2 separate regions of the Homo sapiens genome follow, and region 2 is linked to region 1. The links are chromatin contacts, found by Hi-C or POLR2A ChIA-PET in ENCODE. All regions are on one chromosome and are shown on one strand. Each heading gives the region's core, a stretch centred on a gene start or an enhancer-like site at or near the end of the contact. The rest is flanking DNA. Distances are from core to core; before and after follow the strand shown.

The links. Hi-C counts contacts between places; a loop is a spot of excess contacts on that map. ChIA-PET counts read pairs that join two places held with the same protein, here RNA polymerase II (POLR2A). Pooled maps may share reads with other maps.
Region 2: a map of prostate gland shows a loop between it and region 1 (5-fold over the local background). The contact joins the promoter of CCDC149 here to the enhancer-like site in region 1. A Hi-C loop is called at or near these places in 11 of 168 maps with a recorded cell type or tissue (Calu3, PC-3, PC-9 and 7 more) and 10 of 50 pooled maps. POLR2A ChIA-PET finds 5 or more read pairs at or near these places in 4 of 52 experiments (AG04450, H1, MCF 10A and 1 more).

What each region holds. Positions count from the first base shown.
Region 1 is chr4:24,856,590-24,860,315 of GRCh38, forward strand. All of the region lies in intron 3 of CCDC149 (coiled-coil domain containing 149), which reads right to left. Among named protein-coding and RNA genes, the nearest start is that of CCDC149, 55 kb to the right of the region's middle. RefSeq lists enhancers at 1-343, 344-844. Within about 2 kb of position 1,647, at least 2 of the 41 ENCODE cell types and tissues checked have a DNase peak (open chromatin) inside an H3K27ac peak, as active enhancers do; they include ascending aorta, where a contact is called at or near this core.
Region 2 is chr4:24,910,898-24,914,623 of GRCh38, forward strand. CCDC149 (coiled-coil domain containing 149) reads right to left here and starts at 2,145. Exons shown (of 13, transcript NM_001395273.1): 1 at 1,920-2,145. The coding sequence starts at 1,967.

The DNA.
Region 1 (3,726 bases), core at 397-2,896:
CTCCCTCACCCCATCACATCTCAAAACTTCCATTTGAAAGCGCAGCTCAAGGCCACAAGAGCAGGCTGACCACAAGGACTACAGCGAAGTCGAGAGATGACTCAATTCTTGATTTTCGTTTCCTGGTTCCCCCTCTCCATCCACAGCTCTCCTTCCTTAGCTCAAGGTGTCACATGTGGGCGGCCTCTGCCTTTCCTCCACGGAACTCCAGAACATTCCCCAGACATTAGCTCATTGATCCTTTTCCCTGGCAGCAAACATAATCCCTCCCTACCAGATGGAGGGCCAGGCCATTGGGCAGCAGTGACTGTCCCTGGGGAGCAGCGGGAGGAGCAGCCCAGCGCTTGCTCGGTCTGGGAGCTGGCTGCCAACTGCACATTCAGGTGAATCTCAGCATCCCCATCTGGAGAAGATGCAGCAAAATTCACCTAAACCTTCATTTAGCGGAAGAGAGGTCCAAAGAAATGTCTGTAAGGGCAACAATGAAAACGTAAAAAAAGACAAGGGAAAAAAATCTCCAACCTCCCTAAGCTTCCCTTTTTAAATCAATATTTCCTTAGTCTCTGGTGGGCAGGAAGACCCTGACATTCACTGACCAATGTAACTGCAGTGGCTACATTGGTAGCTACTGTATGGGTAAACCAGTACAACTCAATCTGTTGGTGGGAAAAGAGTTCTCTTTTCTCAATCCATACTAGATCAATACTTTTGTAAAATCTAATAAAAATGAGTTACTAGGCAAATAAATTTAAGAAGACAAGAAGATAAAACCCCAAGTGTGTATCATTAGATTCAACAGACATAAAACCATGCTGTCAAATTGCTATAAAAGTTTCTGAACACTTACTCTCAATTTCTGTATGTATCTTGTCATGGACCAGAAACAATTAGGTTGCAGCCTGGCCCTGGTCCTTGGGCCTCACTTTAAAAAGCACTGAGCTCAAATGGTTTTCCTAGGGATATGGAAACTAGAGTAAAGAAGACACTTTATAAAAATCAGTCAATAATTCCAGTGATGGCCAGGACGGAGGGCAGGGCTGCTTTAGGAAACAGTTATTTAGAGACCTAGTGATGTGATTATTGAAAATTATTTACTCTGGAGCCTGGCTGAAAAGAAATCTACTAAGAGCCAGCATTTCTACATTAGCTGCAAAACAGTGGTTTATTAAAATCGCAATCCTCCAAGTGAGTTCACTGTAAATCTACCCCAGCTTTAAACTTGGCCCCTGGAGTACAGTGGGGTGGGGGTGGCACCACTGCTTCAAAGCAGGTGACTGTAATTTTCTTTTACCTTTAACAGGCTAGATTCCTTGTCAACATACAATTCTTTTCTATTCAGTCCCTCCACCTCCTCAACTCCAAAACAATAACTTTGAAAACTAGAAAATGACTATTCTGATATGGTGCCTAATTCCTTGACATACACCTTAAAGAACAGCAAAAAAAAAAGAAAGTAGTACATTTCAAAGTGCTCAAAATAGAGGAGAAAAGTTCACAGGATTCTTTTGACCAAAAATAACACCCATGACTCACACACATTCACTATAACAATCCATCAAGCTAACACACGGTGCCTGCTTATAATTTATCAGCTATGCAGAGCACTTTGTCTAACTGTTACTGAGAAGGACTCTGTGACCATCAGTTTAGAATAACAGCACTATGTAAAGGAAATGTCAGGGAAAAGTGGCAGCCTGCCTAAGACTGGGTTTCACAGGGAAGGAAAACAAAACCAAGAGATTCTTTCCTCTAAATCTCTTGGGGCAAGAGGCAGCATAAATAGCAAAACATAAAACGGTTTAAAAAGAAGCCTCTTTTAAATATTCAGATCAAGCGAGAGCCAACATTAAAGGTTGACATTTTTGCTCTGATAATAGTGGAATGTTGAATATAGTGGGATACGTGTAGAATCCATATATTTAAGTCACTCTTTCTAGCTAGGAGTTTATTAAAATTGTGATGGGAAAGGGAGGGAAGAGAGATTTGATGAAAACATAGCGGAGAGATTCAAGGCCGAAAGGATATGACAGCTTTCCATTCTGAAACACCTTCCTTTGTCAAGGAACAACTCAATCCCCAATTATAAATGATGCCTGCAGAAGCAATTCACCAAAGCCAGCCCTGGGTGTGGGAACTGGGAGGCCCTGGAAATTCTCTCTGGACAGGGATGATGACTACAAATACTGACAGCTGTTGTGAAGGCAAAGACCAGGAAATTGATAGAGCTGTCGGATCTCACCCCCAACCTCTTCCCAACTGTTTGCAGGAATCCTCACCGAGGTAGGTTAGCCACATGGGAGAGGGCAGCTATCTTGCAGCATTTCTTTAAGCCCTGCTGCACTCTGAACTCTAGCTCTTGCCTCTATCACCGTTCCAATTCCCCTACAAATGCCGCAAAATATGTCAGAATGGTTTACACTACAGATGTGACATGTTTTTTAAACTTATAAGAACCAATGGGAGATTTTAAAATACGGACAGTCCCTGATTTAATGATGCTTCAACTTATGATCTTTCAACTTTACAATGGTGTGAAAAAGATAGGCATACAGTAGAAACTGTAGTTTGAGTACATAGCCATTCTGTTTTTTGGTTTCAGTACGGTATGGAATAAATTACACTTTATAAAATAGGTCTTATATTAGATGATTTTGCCCAACCGTACACTAATATAAGTGTTCTGAGCATATTTGAGGTAGGCTAGGCTAAGCTAAGCTATGATGTAGGGTGGATGTACTAAACGCATTTTCAACTTTTAATGTTTTCAATTTATGATGGGTTTATCAGAATGTAACCCCCTTGAGCATCCCTTTATGATTAAAACCCTCAGCAAAATCTGCATGGAAGGGACATACCTTAAGGTAATAAAAGCTATCTATAACAAACCCACAGCCAACATTATGCTGAACAGGGAAAAGTTGAAAGCATTCCCCCTGAGAACTGGAACAAGACAAAGATACTCACTTTCACCACTTCTATTTAACATAGTACTGGAAGTCCTAGCAAGAGCAATCAGACAAGAGAAAGAAATAAAAGGCATCCAAATCAGTAAGGAGGAAGTCAAACTGTTGCTGTTTGCTGATGATATGATCATATACCTAGAAAACCCTAAAGACTCCTCCAAAAAGCTCCTAGATCTTATACATGAATTCAGTAAAGTTTCAGGATACAAAATCAATGTACACAAATCAGTAGCACTGCTATATACCAACAGTGGTCAAGCTGAGAATCAAATCAAGAACTCAACCCTTTTACAAACTGCAAAAAAATAAAGTACTTTGAAATATGCCGAACCAAGGAGATGAAAGACCTCTATAAGGAAAACTACAAAGTACTACTGAAAGAAATCAAAGACAACACAACCAAATAGAAACACACCCCGTGCTTTTAGATAGGTAGAATCACTATTGTGAAAATGACCATACTGCCAAAAGCAATCTATAAATTCAACACAATTCCCATTAAAGTACCATCATCATTCTTCACAGAACTAGAAAAGACAATCCTAACATTCATATGGAACCAAAAAAGAGCCCGCATAGCCAAAGCAAAACTAAGCAAAAAGGACAACTCTGGAGGCATCACACTACCTGACTTCAAACTATACCATTAGGCCATAGTCACCAAAACAGCATGGTACTGACACAAAAACAGCAACATAGATCAATGGAGCAGAATAGAGAAGCCAGAAATAAAGTCAAATACTTACAGCTAACTGATCTTCAA
Region 2 (3,726 bases), core at 895-3,394, 55 kb after region 1:
GGATGCACTCAAAAAATAGTCATTAGTTATTATTAAGGTGGGAAGTAAGTTAGACCCATTTTCACCTCCCCCATGGCCCCTGGCTACGTGCCCACCTCATGTTTGTGAAGTTAAGGAGGTATTACTCTGGAGAAACTCTGCTGGGATGGGCAGGAAAACTCCTGAAGGACCTACTTCAGGATTCACTGACTTATTCAACAAGCATTTTTCGAGCACCTGCTGCATACAGAGCTCTGTGTATAGGCCCTGGAATAAAGAACCAAACAAAGCACACGGCCTAGTGAGGAAGCCTATTGTTACAATAATGTGGTCAGGGCAAGGTGAAGGTTAAGCCCAGCCAACTGAGGGGCACCCCATGCCATTTAGCACTTGAAGCCTTTCCATCCTTTAGTTCACTCTCACTGTCTACGGTATGACCTTCCTCCCAGACTATATCATGAAACCCCCAGGAGTTCTTTGAGGGTAGGGGAGTTCTTTGTCTTATTCACCACTGAATCCCAAGCACCTCACAATGTACTGACTCCTAACAGGCACCTGATATGCAATTGTTGGAGTAGTGAAGATTCTGCTGCTATTTAAGGGCCTAACACTGGACTTCTAAGGAGAACTACCTCCAGCCTCCTTGACTACTAAGTATGATTCTTGATGGGACCAGAAACAAGGTCCCCAGAGGATCTGCCCCTTAACATAAAGCCTGACAGTTTGAGAAGATGGAGCCAGGCTGCAATACAATGGATCATAACACCAGACAGTTAGGAGAGCTTTCAACTACTAGACCAATGCTGAGCAAACTAAACTAGGGCAGGAGCTACCGCATGTCATTCCTCTTCAGAAACACAACGCTCTGCACACACTGGGCATGAAGCACTATTATCAGACTGACCTGGAGACCCAGAAAACGATGAAAGGAGTGAGGGAGTAGAGGGTTTCCCTTCCCATAACCCACAAGGAAAGGAAAAGAGCAAACCGATACACTCTGCATTGTGTGCACAGGATTAAAGAAAAGGAAGCCCCAAGTTGGCCTTGGCTGGAGCTTGGTTCTCAGAAGGGAGAAATTCCCCGGCATGGGTAAGTAACACCAGGAATTGCCCCCACAAATGGTGGCAAACCAGGGCAACTTACCTGGTTGCCTCCAGGTGAGAGGGAGAAATCCGCATTCCCTCTCACCTGGAGAGGCCGGCAGCTTCTCCCGGCAGGCCGGCAAACTCTTAGGGGGAACTGAAGAGCAAACAGCATAGGATCCTGAAAGTGGACCCCCAGGGTATGTTTATGACAAAAGAGTCGCAGGGCAGGGGGACACGGTGTTCTGTGCTTCCACAAATCGAATCACTTCTGCACCTGTGTTTCACTTTTTCGATAAATGCCCCTCCCCACCTTACACATGGTAGGCCTGCAGTAAACACGTGTTGATTGAATTGAGCAAGTGAATGAGTGAACGGCTGCAGCGGACCCCCGAACTCCCCCAACTCGAACCACCGCCGCAGGTAATTCCACCTGGCCCAGGTTCCACCCCAGGGCTCGGATTCTCCCCCATGGCACCACCTTCCCGTTTCAGTCCCAGGCGTCCAATTGTTTGGCTCCACAACAGTGGCGAGCGGGCAGGCAGGTGGGGCTTGGCACCTTCTGCTCCCGGATCCCAGGGCTTCAGCCTCCAATCCAGGGCCAACCCCTGCCTTGGGGGGAAGGCCCCTCCCCAAAGGCTGACACCAGATGGCGCGGAAGAAAGTGGCGCCCGCGCAGACCCGAAAGTGCAGGAGGAGCGGCGCACCTGGCGGGGTCGCGCGGGTGCGGCAGCCGCGGCCACTTGGAGTGCGCGCCCCCCTCTCGTCCCTCCCAGCTCGGCCTCTCTGGGGGCGCGGGCCCGGGGCTGGCGGCCGCTCGGCCCGGCCCATCCCGCCTGGCCGGCGCCGCGGCCTCACCTCGCTCACCAGCCCCTGCCAGTCGCTCTCAGTCCGGTCGCCGTTCATGGCCTCCTCCTCCATGCGCTGGCCGGCCTCCTGGACCCCCGCCGCCTCCTCCTCCTCGCGACGTCGCGTCGCCGCCGCCGCCCGGGCCCCGCGCGGCCCCGAGAGGGCCCGGCGCCTCCGAGCCGCTGCGCCGCCGCCTCTCGCGGCCGCCAGCGCTGTTGACTCCACGTCAGCCTCCGCCGGAGGGAAAGGGAGGAGGGGCGCGGCCGCCGGGGCCGCAGACACAGCCCGGGCCGCAGCCGAGCCCCGCCGGGCCCGCCCCGCGCCCTCAGCCCCGCGACCTCGGGCTCCGCGCCTCCTGCCCGGCCTCTAGGCAAGGGGAAGCCAGGGTCTCAGCCTACAGGTCACTCCGGACCCCTCAGCGCTCTCCGCGCGGGAGGCGGGCCCCACGGGCAGGCCTGTGTCCCCCGCAAGAAGCAAATCCCCAAATCCAGTCCTTCTCCGACCACCATCACGACTCCCACGCCTAGAATGCAAGCTCCCCGAGGGCAGGGGTTTCCTTGGTTCGCAGATGTGCCTTTGGCAAGATCCTGGCCCATAGGAGATGCTCTACATATATTTATTGGACGAATATTTGTTGAACGCAAGAATGAATGAACCACGTTTTATTATATACTTAGCATTGTTTTTTAAACTATTAGTGCTTGCTTATATATTTTTTAACGTATCATTTGTCATTAATAGAAAGCAAATGTAAAAATTGAAAATAAAGCATTATTCAATTCTAAATAGGGCCAAAAACTCTGAGGGAGATGGTTAGCATGGGTTGAGAGAGGTGTCAAAGACAAATTGGCACTGGTGGCATTCCATGGCTCATGCCTGTAATCCCAGCACCTTGGGAGGCTGAGGCAGGAGGATCCCTTGAGGACAGGAGTTCAAGAGCAGCCTCGGCCACAAAGTGACACACCCCCTCTTTACAAAAAATAAAATAATTAGCAAAAGGGGAAGGCATTGGCATTAAGCTGAGACTTCTCCTAAGAGGAAAGACTGAAAGAGAATGACAGAGGGAAGGTGAATCACACACATAAGTCAATCGTATTCAAGGTGCTGTTCCTGTGACACCTAAAATCCCCTCTTGGACCACTATCAATAGTGAGCCCTCTGTACTCGCAGAAACGCTGTGTGTGGAGATGAGCAAGTAGGTTGAGAAGTTGTGAACCCATTGTACAGTTGTGGAAGCATCATTACCAACATTTATTTATAATTTTTAGCCCCTGTTGATCCTGGATCAACCCTGTGAAATGGATGTTATCCTCATTTATTAGATGGGGAAACTGAGGCCTGAAACGTGGAGAAACAGGGACTCAACTAGGACTTCTGGCTCTAGCATCTTGGAAATCTAAGAATGAAGTATCACCTTGAAAGTTTGTTCTTGGCCTTGTTTTGCACATGATAGACTGTTTGCAAAATGGCAGCAATCATTCCCCTTCTTTGTCCCTTGCCCTGCCACTGTCTCTTTCACTCTGTGCTCAGTCATGTAACTTGCTTTGACCAAAGCAACGTTTGTACATGTGTTACCAGAAAAAAAAAAAAAAAAAAAGAAAAAAAAAGGCTTTTAAAGCAATTGTGCATTAGGATTTAACTCTTGCTTCTGCTCTTGGAAACCATGTAAATAAGCTCCGAATAGCTTGCTGGTTAAGGTAGGATTCCCAACCAACAGTCAACCATCACCAGATGTGTGAGTGAGGCCATTGCCTGCCGCCCCCTCCACGCCCCCCCACCCCCACCCGCACAGCTGATGACAAGCACATGAGTGAGC